2 separate regions of the Mus musculus genome follow, and region 1 is linked to region 2. The links are chromatin contacts, found by POLR2A ChIA-PET in ENCODE. All regions are on one chromosome and are shown on one strand. Each heading gives the region's core, a stretch centred on a gene start or an enhancer-like site at or near the end of the contact. The rest is flanking DNA. Distances are from core to core; before and after follow the strand shown.

Region 1 (6,632 bases), core at 3,410-5,909, 120 kb before region 2:
CCTTGCTCTAGGCTCCGCCCCCACGCCATGCGGCTGCCAAGGCAGAGCCCCTACGAGATCCTCCTCCTGGTCTTGGTCGCCTTGCTGGTGCTGCTGCTGCTCCTGACCAGCAAGTCACCGCCCAGCTGCTCTGCCCCTGAGAGGTCCAAGGAGCCTGAAGACAACCCCGGGTGGGCCACGGGCCACCCACGCACACACCCCGCCCGGTGCCGAGCTAATCTATCCGTGTCCTCGCACCCCGACTTCGCGGGGCTGCCCTTACACGTGCGCGACTTCTTGTTCTACCGCCACTGCCGCGACTTCCCAGTGCTCCGAGAGCCGCGGGTTACCAAGTGCGCGGAGCCCGTGTTCCTGCTGCTCGCCATCAAGTCCTCGCCTGCAAACTATGGGCGCCGCCAGATGCTGCGCACGACGTGGGCGCGCGAGAGACGGGTGCGTGGGGCGCCACTGCGCCGCCTCTTCCTTGTGGGCTCAGACCGCGACCCACAACAAGCACGCAAATACAACCGACTGCTGGAGCTGGAAGCGCAGAAATACGGCGACATTCTCCAGTGGGATTTCCATGACTCCTTCTTTAACCTGACGCTTAAGCAGGTGGGTGAGACGTGGGGGAAGGCACGGGACGTGGGGTTTTGAAGTATGCATACGAGACCCACGTAGAGATATCGGGAGAGGGGAGGGTTTACAACAGGGAGGACTTCTGGTGCTTTGCCAGCCCACAAACCCGCTCCTGCCCCCACCCCTTCCATCCGTAGGTCCTTTTCCTGGAGTGGCAGCTAACCTACTGTACCAACGCCAGCTTCGTGCTCAATGGGGACGACGATGTGTTCGCACACACGGACAACATGGTCACCTACCTGCAGGACCACGACCCGGACCAACACCTCTTCGTGGGGCACCTGATCCAGAACGTGGGTCCCATCCGGGTGCCCTGGAGCAAGTACTTCATCCCCGCTCTGGTGATGGCGGAGGACAGATACCCGCCCTACTGTGGTGGCGGCGGCTTCCTGCTGTCGCGTTTTACCGTGGCCGCCCTACGTCGCGCCGCGCGCGTCCTCCCCATGTTCCCAATCGACGACGTGTTCCTGGGCATGTGTCTGCAGCAGCAGGGTCTGGCTCCCGGGACGCACAGCGGAGTGCGCACTGCGGGGGTTTTCCCCCCTAGCCCACGTGTGTCATCCTTCGACCCCTGCTTCTACCGCGACCTGCTCCTCGTGCACCGCTTCCTGCCCTTCGAGATGCTGCTGATGTGGGATGCGCTGAACCAGCCCCAGCTCCTCTGCGGCAGGCAGAGCCCCGCCTACTGAGAGGTTTGGGGGAGTTGACATCCCCTAGCTCATGTCCTGCCTCATCCACGTGCAAAGGGCTGGCTTCAAGGAGAAGTTCAAAGTGAGGGGCAGAAAGGTGGGTCTGAGGAGTTCATAGGGCAAACTCCTAAGTACGCTTGGAAACCCTCTTGGTACTGTTCACAGCAGGAACTCTGAGTCTAGCCAACTCTGAGTGGCTCTAAGTGGCCGCTAAGCAAAAACTGCTGTGGACAGAGCCCATGGGTTTTAGGCTCTGGGCCTTGGCCTCTCTCAGGCCCCCAAGGAATTGGGCAGAGGAACAAGGTGGATTTTAAACTGAGGTGCTCAGAGATCTTGACTTGACCCCCACTAGTGTCTCCCAAGAACTTGGAGAACCACAGGGGCAGGAGGGGTCCTGTGTCCCACAGACCGGGCTGGCAGGAAATAAAGTCCATAGAAGGTTGAACGTGATTGTAGGGGGAAGGTTAAGATAAAACTCAGGGCTCTGCCACGTTTTAATTTTATCTATTTAGGAAGGGAGCCAGGTCCTGTCTTCCTCTCTGTTTGGGTCCTGGGACTTGAACTCAAATCTTCAGGCTTGGCAGCAAGTGCCTCCATTAACTGAGTCATCTCGCCAGTGCCTTTTTAGTTTTCAGCACTACTCATGTTTTAACACCGGCTGCTCTACCCCACCTCTCTTTGACCTTCAATATTAACTCATTGCAACATGTTCACATCTACAGCATGGCTGTATGTGGCTCCTGCCTCCCCTTGCTCCCTTCCCTGTAGCTACTTTGTGGGTTCTTTTTCTTCCAAAATTGCAACCCCTCCCCAACACCAGACAGGAGAGAAAAAAGTATAGAGGAAAGAAAAGAGATTACCCAATAAAGTCTCAGCGCTTGGAAAGGTGGTAATGTTACTTTTAGACCTGCTGTTACTGTTAATCCTGCTGATTCCTTGGGGCAAGTTTTGATCTTCCCTGTCAAAATATCTAGTTTTTTCTTGTCCTTGTTTCTTCTTCGAGGATGACTACTTAGCAAACCTCCACTAACAAGAACAACCCACCCTCTGGGTCCCTAGCATTTATAAACCCTCTAATGAGTCCCCAGAATTCCAAACATCACACAATTGCAGAAGCTGCAAAATCGCATCTGCTATAGCACAAAGCAATGCATAGTCAGGTGCTGGGGACTGGCAGAAGCATTCCCACACCCCATACCTGGGATCAAAATGAGAACACTTTCCTATAAGATTTCTGGTTACTTGTTTGTTTGTTTTTGTTTATTCAAGACATGGTTTCTCTGTGTAGCCCTGGCTGTCTTGGAACTCACTTTGTAGACCAGGCTGGCCTTGAACTCAAAAATCCACCTGCCTCTGCCTCCTGAGTACTGGGATTAAAAGTGTACACCACCACCGCCCGGTAATATTTCTGTTTTTTAAAAGAAACCCGAATTCTCATTATGCTCCCCCATTCACTTTTGAGGTTCTTTCCCAAAAGACATGGTGGATACCTTGTAGTGAATCTCAGCGCATCTCTGCTCTCCCCAGCCCAGCTCTCGCACCCTTCATAGCTCCTGAAACCTCAGCTGTAGAACAGGGAACCTTCCAGACCAATCTGGTCTCCCCACCTGGCTGCCTCAGCCCTGGTTGAGCTCAGTTCTGATCCTACACTGCCTACCACCTTGTAGTTATTTTGTTTGTTTGTTTTTCTTTAGACACAGGGTCTCATTTGTCCAGGCTGGCCTTGATAGCCAAGGCTGACCCTTAGAGCCAAGAATGATCTTAAACTCCTAATCCCCTTGCCTCCACCTCACCAGCCTAGGATAACATTGTACAACATACCTGGTGTGTTTGGTGCTTCAGGAGTGCTTGTACTGTCTATTGTGCACCTACTGTGTACTTCACAGCCTTGTAAAGAGCTCCTGACACGCCTTGGTTGCCCCAGTAGATCCTGGTGGTGCCTCCGGTCTGGTCTGTGTGTGACCAGAGCAGAGTCACATCCTCCTGCCCCCCCCTCCTTGTTGCTTTTCCCAGGGGGGAAAAAAAGTATGAAGTTGCTTTTTTATTTAGACTTTTTGGGACACAGGGAGGAGGTGGGCACAGGTCATGATGGGGCTTCTTGGGGACAGGGCCTGTGGTCCTTGCTTACTGCGATCTATGAATAAACTAGGGATCCTCCAAGGCAAACTGGATTGTTGCAATGACATAGCCAGGAGGTGGGGAGCAATTAAGGACGCACCGCCTGAGCCCTGTGCCCCTTCAGTGGGGACACAGACCCAACAGGTCTTGCTGGGTGCAGCCAGTAAGACAGCAGCGGTGCACAGCGTTGGTGGCGGCACTGCGGCGCTGGCGCTGAGAAGCCTGGAGAGGAAGCTGCGGGTCTAGCGCTGGGTCCACGTCGGCCACCAGCGCGTGCAGGAGATGTCTCTGCTCTAGCCACTGCAGCAGCTCCCCTGGAACAGAAGTCAGCTTAAGTCCCTCCCCCACACCGGCCAGAGACATAGGAGCACACATAGAGCGCCTGCTGAATACCATGTAACTCTCACCTGGTGCCACACTCACCTCCCAACTGCGTGTGCCCATATACCTCCTGTGCACCCCAGTTTGTGGCCATGGAAGGGTGAGAGTCCCTAGAACTGCACGCAGTCCCGGGTTCGCCCTGTGAACCCCTGGACGGCACTCTCTGTTTCAGGAGGGGACCATACATTCCTACAATCGCCACCCACGGCTGTGCACAGGGACACAGGGACCTCTGTCCTCTTCCGTCCTCTGGGCCTGGAGGTAGAGTTCCTGCCCAGAATCCCCAGAAAGGGCCATATCCCAGTGACCCCAGAACTGCCGAGGCAGGAGGATTCCGCGACTTTGAAATGACTTTAGGTTGACTCTAATAAGAGTCTGTCTTTAATAAATAATAAACCGAGTGGTGGCTTATAAACCGAGTGGTGGCTTATGCCAGTCAGCTAAGTACTCAAGCCTAAGTAAGGCAAACAGCTCAGCTTGACTACATTGTAAGTTTGAATCCAGCCTGGTCCACATGAGACCCCCGTCCCAAAAATCCAAAAATAGGGAAAAATTAAAATCTAAAAATCCATGAGGACTCCAGTCTTTGCTATCAGGAGGGGGCGCCACCGTGCCAGCGTCTCCCCCTCGGTTATCCACGCGTGTCCAACCGCCCCGCTTGTCCCCACTCACGGTCCCGGGTCTCCACAGGCTGCGTGGCCTCGGGCGACCAGCGTGGGCCGCCGCACACCCGCACCAGCGTGCGCACCAGGTGGTGGCCGCAGAGCTTGGCGCGTGCCTCGGGGGGCTGCGGGGAGCGCAGCGCGGACCCCAGAGCCAGGAGCATCAGTAGCAGCGGCGCGCGCATGGTGGCAGGAGGCAGTGGGCAGGGATGCTCCTTATAACTGCCTCGCGCCGCCCATGGGCCTTGGCGGGAACACAGGCAAGCAGCACCCAAAAGGTCGAGGCTCGAGTCACGGTCAGGGGCTGTGTGTCCAGCTTGGGACCTTGAAGTCCTCTCCCAGGTGCGGCGCTGTGCCAGGAGCCGCTCCCCAACATTTAAAACAAGCCAAGCGCCCCTTTGTAAGGGTGAAGCCCACATGTCTTACTAGCACTGAAAAAGTTGAGGCAGGAGAATTGCTGTGAGTTGGAGGCAGTTTAGGTTGTAAAGGAGGTGGGAGGAGGTATTTATGACTTGGTTTTGTCAAAGAGGGAAATTAAGGCTGGAAGACAGAAGGATAAGTCTAAATGGTTCCTTTCCTGTTTCACCACCTCCGGACTGTTCTGGGTGACGGCAGGCACTGTCCTGGGGTGCACAGGGCTGGCTCAGTCTAGCTCCAGCCTTGGCCTCTGCCCCTAGAACCGCCTCTGCCCGGAACCAGTTCCCCTGGCGAGCCAAGGACCACAGCTGAGCAGGAGGGGATGGGGTGTCCTTGGGATCTGGCCAAGACCTCTACTCTCCCAGATGTGCCTCCCTCCAGCCCCACACTTGTCCCCCCAGCCTATACCACACCCTGTAAGCCAGCTCTTCTACACCCCCAACTCCAGTCACAAACCATCTTTTCTATTGAATTCATTCAACAAACACTCACAGAACCCAGACTGTCAGGAGGTCAGGCTAAGGCTTTCACAGCCCCTAAAAGCCCACAGTCAGGGGAGCAAGGGACTGGGCACAGACCTGGAGTCAAGAGAGGGTTTGGGGGTCTGGGTGGGTTTCTGGCCAAGACTAGGGTGCTGCTGGGACATGGGGTTCTGAGTTTTGCAGAAGGCAGACGTGCCAGTAAGGCATTTCCAGAGGTGCTGACAACCGCGCAGAGCCTGGGGTCACATATTTAATATCCCCATTCTGGGAAGAAAGAATGATGGGAAGGAGTGGCCAGAGGGGATAAGGGGGTGATGGGGCCCAGAAAGGGACAGTTTCCTGCCTGAGGTCACACAGCCAGATCATAGGAACCAAGCTCACTCTCGCCCCTGGCTGCTATCCGGGTCTTCCACGCCACAGCGCGTCCAGCTGGGGGCTCAGGGTGCCGAAGGCTGGCCGGTCGTGCGGGCTGGGCGCCCAGCACAGCTGCATGAGCTCCTGAACCTGGTGGTGGGAAGCAAGGTGGGGGGTGCCTGAGCTGAGAGGCGTGGTTTCCACTCAGTTTAATGGCCCCCTACTCTTCTCCACAGCTCTCCATGGCTCCTTATGGATCTCTGAACAGAAACTAAGTTTGCCTGTGGCAACACTCCTGCCCTGGCCTGCAGATGGCTAGGGTGACAGGCACACATCCCCCATCTCGCCGCACATCTGCTTCTCTTACTCCACCCCAGCCCACAGCCATGTCTCCTACTGGGAATGACCTCTCCTGGCTCCTCCAATAGGCGCCATTCACTCCTGGAAGCGGCTGCGCCTCCCTTCCCCAACCCCCATCCCCCGAATTATCATGACACAGGGTGCGTGCTTGCCTAGCATGAGTAAGACCCTGGCTTCAAATCTCAGCACTGTAAAAAATAAATAAGTAAATAATAAAAGAAAAATTGAAATATGGAGTTGGGGGGTGGTTGTGGTGGCACATACATTTGTCTTCTCAGTCCAGGAGAAACTGAGGCAGGAGGATGTCGAGTTCCAGGCCAGACAAGGCTACATAGCAAGACCTTGCCTCAACAAAAGTGAAAACCACATTTCTGAAGCCCTTGAAGCTGAGCGTCCCTCATCCTGTAAAGTATTCCCAGTCAGGCACCGCTGCTGTCAATCAAGAATTGAAACTGAGAAACTTGAGTCCTCCTTCCTCACCTCGGTGGGGCAGGTGGGAGGTGGTGGGAGGCGTCGGCCCTCTGCCAGCAGCTCCAGGAGGCGGCAGAGCG
Region 2 (6,520 bases), core at 315-2,814:
GAGCCTGAGGCAGGAGGATCTCAAGTTCCAGACCAGCCTGGGAAAGAAAGACAAGACAGAGGAATGGGGAGAAAGACAAAAAAGAGAAAAGGAAGAAATGGGAAACTGAATTTCATGAAAGCCTGTCTCCCAAGGTAAAGCAAAGACTGAGCCTGGGCTCAGTGGGCAGAATGCAAAAGTCCTGTGCTACACCCTGGCACAGCAGCAACCTCATGTGTCACCCTAGTACAGGGGAGATAAAGGGAGAGGATCGGGAGTTCCAGGACAGCCTGGGCTCCATGAAGAGTTCCAGGCCAGCCTGGGCTACATGAGAGCCCATTTCCCAAAACAAGACCTGGAGTCCTTGGGAGCGACTGTCACTCCTCACAGTGTCATCTCTGACCACATGACTAATTTGCTTCAAATGAAGTTTCTTTGCTTCTTTAGGAGAAGAAAAAACAGAAAGAAAGAGAGAAAGAAAGAGAGAAAGGAAGAAAGAAAGTCAATCCAGGAAGCAAAGGCAGGTGAGAACCACTAAAAAAAAGAAAAGAAAAAAAGAAAGAAAAAAAGAAAGCTCAGAGCCAGTAAGTCTGTGACCCCCCATTCCACACCATTCTGCTCTGCCCCCACCCCCATAAACCTGTTTCCTCACTCTTAACGATGCCCAGTCTGCCTCCCTGAAGATCTGTGAAGGCACCCAGATGGTCCCACAAGGGTTGACCTGAGACTTTGAATTCCATCAACACTAAGGTTACCCCAGAAGCCTCCATGTTCCCTGCACACCCTGACTCCTCAGAGACGCTGTGCATACACTGTGCATACATAGAGACCGTCCCACCGACCCTGAATAATAGTCAAAGTTCCACACTCACATGTTATCTGAGGGGCCAACACTACAGATTCTTTAGACACCCTAGTCCTGTAGATTCCGCAAGATGCTCCTTCACCCCAAACCTGTTCATTCCAAGAATCTGGACAGTGGGTCACCCCACTAATCCCACAGAAGCCTCTCACAGTCTACACCACGCCACCGGAACCCCTAGTACTCTCAATACCCACCAGCTACCCACTCTAACGGTGGCAAACGACCACCCTAACAATTCCCCCCAGAGTTCTGTCTTCTGCAGGACCCTGCAGAGCCCTCCAGTCAGTCATTCCACCTTCTGGCCCCAGCCCAGACAATAAAACCAAATTCAGGCCATAAGGGGACCCTCACACCACCCTGCAAGACTCTAGCTCGCCCGAGGGCCATGCATCCACGACCCCTAAATTTCAACTCCATCTACTTACAAGAGGTCTCGCCTCGCCGTCTTGCAGACGATACGCAGAAAGCGCCAGCCGCCGCCACCCACGTACACACAGAACGCCGCCGCCGCGCTCCAGGTCCACGGAAGTCCCAGAAACCAAAGCAGCGCCAGTGAGGCCACAGAGGCTGTTCCTGCTCCAGGAGCCCGCATCCTGCGGAGCACACAGCTGAGACCGCAGGTACCGCCTCCCACCTAGTCCTGATCCCGCCCAGGTCACGTCACAGACCCTGGCCGCGTTCTTTTTCCACACTGTAGCCTAAACCCAAACGCTTTTACTACAAGCCTGGCCCCGCCCCCAGCGTGTACCTTAGTATCAGGTCCCGCCCCGCCGCCGCTGAGCTAAGCACCAAGAAAGCCAAATCCAACCAGTTTACTTAACATTGACCGCCTCAAGGCCTGGGATTGGCTACTTCCATATCAATCTTTATCCTCCGCCCATCAAAGCCAGACCTCCCCCCTTCCCCAAGCACTGACCACGTGGCTAGACACCCCCACGGTCAAGCTCCACCCTTGAGCTTCAGCCCTCCAAGCCTGGGGTCGCCTAGTAACCCGCACACACCTAGGCCCTTCGCAGCCAATGGTCCAGGCCATGCCCTAATGTCGCCTCATCCCTCCTCTGTGTCTCAAAATTCACTTGTTATCCTCATGCTTATCCGGCCTCAGAGGCTGGGTGTTCCTACAAGGACAGCCTCCATCATCCCCCTCATCATTAGGCCACGCCCCAACTGAGGCCTCTTTCTCCGCCCACATTGGGAGCCTCAAATCAAAGTCCGGCAACCTGATCGAGGCTCCTCCTCCAGATGAAGGCCTGTGACCCCACCCCCCTAGCTCACAGGTGATCACTCTACCCTCAAATCCCTCCCTACAGGTGAAGCCTTTGACCCCGCCCTCAGCAGTCCCAACATTCCGCCCCCATCCGCACCTCCGCACTGACCCGGGCTACGCGCCAGGTGATGCCTATGGCTCCGCCCACAGGCGCGGGCCCGCCCACAGTCCCGAGACTATCTGGCATTCGGGACCCAGATTCTACCTGAGCCTCCCGCGTTGCCTCCAGGCTTCGACAGTCACTGTTCACAGAGAGGCCCGGTCCGTGCGGCCCACCTAGTCCCGCCCCAAACCTTCCAATCCGCGGCCAAAAGCTCTCAGCCCCTCAACCCGGCTCCGCACCGGCCGACCCCCTTCCGGAAGGCTTAGGCCATCGAGAAGAACCGCGGGCCAGAGAGCCCGCAACCCAACGAGACTCTCAAGCTAGAGCGGCTAGCCCAGGGTACCTACGAGTCTCCACGGCAACCAAGCGGTGAAAACAAGCAGGTGCTGAAGGCGGGGCTATGGCTCCAGGGGTGTGGCTCCGTCCCGCTAAATCCCAGAAAGTCTGCAAGATCCCCATCCCTGCGCCCATGACCCACTCCCGCCCAGCGCCTGCCTGTGCTGGAGCTTGCCTGATCCAGCTTGTCCTAGATCCAAGCCCCGAGGCTTCTCAGCATTCCAGACTCCGAGAAAGTCGAAATTCACACCCGGGGGTGGAGAGAGCTGCAAAGGCAGCTCTTTGAGATAAGGAGCCCCCAAATCCCAATTCTACCTCCCAAACCTTAACAAGTCACATCCCATTACCCCAGGGCTCACATCAGCTCCCATCCTCCCTCGACATGACCCTTTCTTGCACGCCAGGAGCACCCCCAAGAGACCGTAATGCACCCCAGAATCTCTTGTTGCTCCCCAAAGGCAAGAGCCCCCTCAAGCCATGTTAGCATTCCAGAATCCTAAGCGCCTATCCAGAGGCGCCCCAATCCCTAGCCTCTTGCTGGGGTGCCCCCACCCTTGCTGTCAAGATGACCTTCTGAGGCTTACAGATCCCTGGCCCTTGCTGCTCCCTCGCAGGTTCTCACAGAAGTCTGGACTGGGAAGTTCTGAGCTCAGGCCTAGCTGGTGGGTCCCTTCAGGGGATGAGCCCTTTGCAGAGTCCTGGGCGCTTCTCACAGCGCCCCTGAGTGCCTCTACCCTGTCCCTCCCTCCCAACCACCCTCCCACACCCCCCTGCCCACCCTGCGGACTAGCTTGTTTTCTGTCCCGCTTGGCCGACCTTCCCACAGCTCTCCTTGGGAAGAAGCCAGCCAGGGCCTGCTTCCAGCGCCACTCGAAGGCCAAGGCTGGGCAAGTGCGGCCCCACCCCCACCCGCAGCTGCCATTGGTCTCAGAGAGGTGGGTGGGATGGGGGTGGTGGTGGTGATGAAGATCTCGGCCCAGCCAGCCAGGGGTCAACAAGAACCCTCTAGACCAGCCCTCTCCCCCTCTACCCCAGTTTTACAGGTAAAGACACTGAATGCTGCAGCCGTCCCCCCCAGCTGGGATTCAGCCCTGCTGCCTGCCCTCCTACTTGCTCACTGCCTCCTCCTGTTTCGATGTTCCTGGAACATCTCCTGTGCCCTTTGCCCCACTTCCTCCTCTCCCCAGCTTGTGCCCTCTACTCCCTTCCTCTTTCTTCGCACCCCCCCCCTTCTCCTAGTTTATAGAGTGCTAAGTTTAAGCTCTTAGGCTTAGGTTTAGGGCTCTTGACCCCTCATCAGATTCTCTGCACCTGCTCCCCATCCTTGCTCCCCAAAATCTGAAAGGTTGATGGCAGGCTGACTAGCTGGCTCTGCAGGTAAAGGCAATTGCTGCCAAATCTGAGGACTTCTGCTTGAACCCCAGGACCCACATGGTGAAAGAGAACTCCCAAGAGTTGTTTTCTGACTTCCACACACAGCACATCATACGTTTGCACACACATATGTACATACATACAAAGAAATGAAAATAAAGGCTGGTGGCTTGCCTCTGAGCCCCATTTTAGGAAGAGGGAGGAAGAGGCTTGTGAGGCTGAGGAGGCCTGAGCTATAAAGCTAGACCGTTCCTGACTGGGAAAGCTGAAGGTGTGGAAGAAGAGCCGCACTTGGTAGAATGCTTGCCCAGAAAGCAGGAAATCCTGGGGTCCTGCCTTTGCCTCATAAACAAGGCAGGGGTGGGAACTCCAAGGTCAACACTGGCTGCATAGCAAGTGGAGATTGCAGCGGGACACAGAGACCTGGGAGATGGAAGGAAGGCTCCTGTACTGACACCTTTAAAGCTAGCACAGTCAGTGCTCGTGACTAACCCCAGAGCTGACACTCGAGCAGAGTGGCCTTTATCATCTGCTTGAAACTGATGGAGATAGCTGAGCATGCCCAGGACTGAAGAGAGGGCTCAGCTGGTAAAGGCGCTTGCCGCCAAGCCTGGTGACCTGAGTTCAATGCCCAGGATGTAAGTGAAAGCAGAAAACCAATGCCAGCATGTTTTCCTCTCCTCACCATAAGAGCATTGTGCATGTGTGACCTCCTACCATAAACATGTTAAAACAGTGGGACATGCTCAGGGATGGGAGTCCACAGGACCTTGCTTTGGAAATGACACCTGTGTTCCTTCCTGTGGCAGAAAATGAACGTTTCTGCAGTCTTCTGCTCTCCTCTGTGCCTGCTCTGTCTTTGCAGACACCAGGATTCACACCCTAGTACAGCAGGAGGGTCAGGGTCAACCTTGGCTACATAGGGAATCTGAGGAGAGCATGGGCTACAAGAAATCCTCTCTCGAAGACAAGGCCTGACAGTACTAGTGCACGCCTATAATCTGAGCACTTGGGAGCCAGAGGCAGGTGGATCTCTGAATTCAAGGTCAGCCCAGGTTACAGAGTGAGTTCCGGGACAGCCAGGGCTACACGGAGACCCTATCTCCAACAACAACAACAACAAAAATAAAAACAAAAGTTCTTTAAGTTGTATGGGAGCATGTCCAACTTCCTTGAGCACAACTACCTTGAGTGACACACCTTGAAAGTAAGGGGACACACTTACTGGAGTTTATTGTTTTGTTTTATTCTCTGTTGTGGACAGCGGAAGCCAGGCCCTGAGCCATGCCTCCTCCTCACTGGGGTATTCTAGGCAGGGGCCCCAGTTGCAGCAGTGCCCCAGTTCCTCTCTTTTTTTTTTTTTTTTTTTTTTTTGACATATCTCAGGATGTCCTGGGTCTTGCAGTGATCCTTCTGCCACAGTGCTGGGCTCAGACTCTGTTTTGTTAGTATCTTGCAGTAGTGTGGCTCTGTTGAAGGTTCATGAGGCCTCCCTCCCCCAACCCCCAATTCTGGCTCTGTAGAGGTCAGCAGGAGGATCTAACCAGGCTAATCTGGTTTCTGAGGGTATTATTCTTGGGGGCCCTGAGAATCAGCAGGCTCCAGGCCACATCGGATCCCTCTCTGGGTCCCCAGCTCCTTGCATACTGCTACCATGGCATCTCTCTTCTCTGGACGCATCTTGATCAGGAACAACAGCGACCAGGATGAAGTGGAGACAGAGGCAGAGCTGAGCCGTAGGTTAGAGAATCGTCTGGTGTTGCTGTTCTTCGGCGCCGGCGCCTGTCCCCAGTGCCAGGCCTTTGCCCCAGTCCTCAAAGACTTCTTCGTGCGGCTCACTGACGAGTTCTACGTGCTGCGGGCAGCACAGCTGGCCCTGGTCTATGTGTCCCAGGACCCTACAGAGGAGCAACAGGACCTCTTCCTCAGGGACATGCCTGAAAAATGGCTCTTCCTGCCGTTCCATGATGAACTGAGGAGGTGAGGCCCCAGGGAAGACCAGGGAGGGCTTCCTGGAGAAGGCATTTCCCTGGAGGTTTACTGTCCTGGTACTACTTGTGCATAAAGAGGTATTCCTCCACCACCACCCACAGGGGAAAAAAAAAGAGGTGTTCCATCCCTCTTCCATCACAGCCCAATGAAGCAGACAGATAGGAAGTAAAGGCTCAGAAAAACACAGGTAGTCTCACAGGCCTGCCATCCTAATACTTGGAAATGAGACAAGAGGATTGCTACAAGCTCAAGGCTAGATCTAAAAACAAGAGGTGGGGACTGTAGCTCAGTTCCTGGAGTGCTGGTCCTGAATCCCCAGCATTGCATAAACCCACATGGGGTGCATACCTGCAATCTCAACCCAAGGAAGGCATAACTATCAGGAGTTTGAGGCTAACCTGGACTACATAGGGTGGCCCTGCCTCCAAATCAATAAAATCCCTGAGAAAAGTAAAAATAAGACAGGAGACCCCATCGCAGAAGCTGTAGGGCTCCAGGGGCACAGCTTTGAAGAGAGTCTCAAAGCTGGCCCCACAGCACCCTGGAAAGGAGAATTTAGTCATTCCTGGGGCTTCAGGGAGACACCTGCAGGGAGGATGGGAGC

The links. ChIA-PET counts read pairs that join two places held with the same protein, here RNA polymerase II (POLR2A).
Region 1: POLR2A ChIA-PET joins it to region 2 with 16 read pairs in embryonic stem cell. The contact joins the promoter of Insl3 here to the promoter of Slc27a1 in region 2. POLR2A ChIA-PET finds 5 or more read pairs at or near these places in 4 of 5 experiments (Patski and embryonic stem cell).

Annotation. Positions count from the first base shown.
Region 1 is chr8:71,687,279-71,693,910 of GRCm38, reverse strand. It overlaps Insl3 (insulin-like 3), which reads right to left and starts at 4,659. Exons shown (of 2, transcript NM_013564.7): 1 at 4,479-4,659; 2 at 3,334-3,739. The coding sequence starts at 4,653. The coding sequence ends at 3,546. Jak3 (Janus kinase 3) reads right to left here. Exons shown (of 25, transcript NM_010589.6): 23 at 6,562-6,632; 24 at 5,749-5,871; 25 at 3,334-3,739. The coding sequence ends at 5,764. It overlaps B3gnt3 (UDP-GlcNAc:betaGal beta-1,3-N-acetylglucosaminyltransferase 3), which reads left to right. Exons shown (of 3, transcript NM_028189.3): 2 at 12-594; 3 at 756-2,192. The coding sequence starts at 28. The coding sequence ends at 1,307.
Region 2 is chr8:71,565,638-71,572,157 of GRCm38, reverse strand. It overlaps Slc27a1 (solute carrier family 27 (fatty acid transporter), member 1), which reads right to left and starts at 1,564. Exons shown (of 12, transcript NM_001357182.1): 1 at 1,270-1,564. The coding sequence starts at 1,436. It overlaps Nxnl1 (nucleoredoxin-like 1), which reads left to right and starts at 5,509. Exons shown (of 2, transcript NM_145598.2): 1 at 5,509-5,904. The coding sequence starts at 5,579.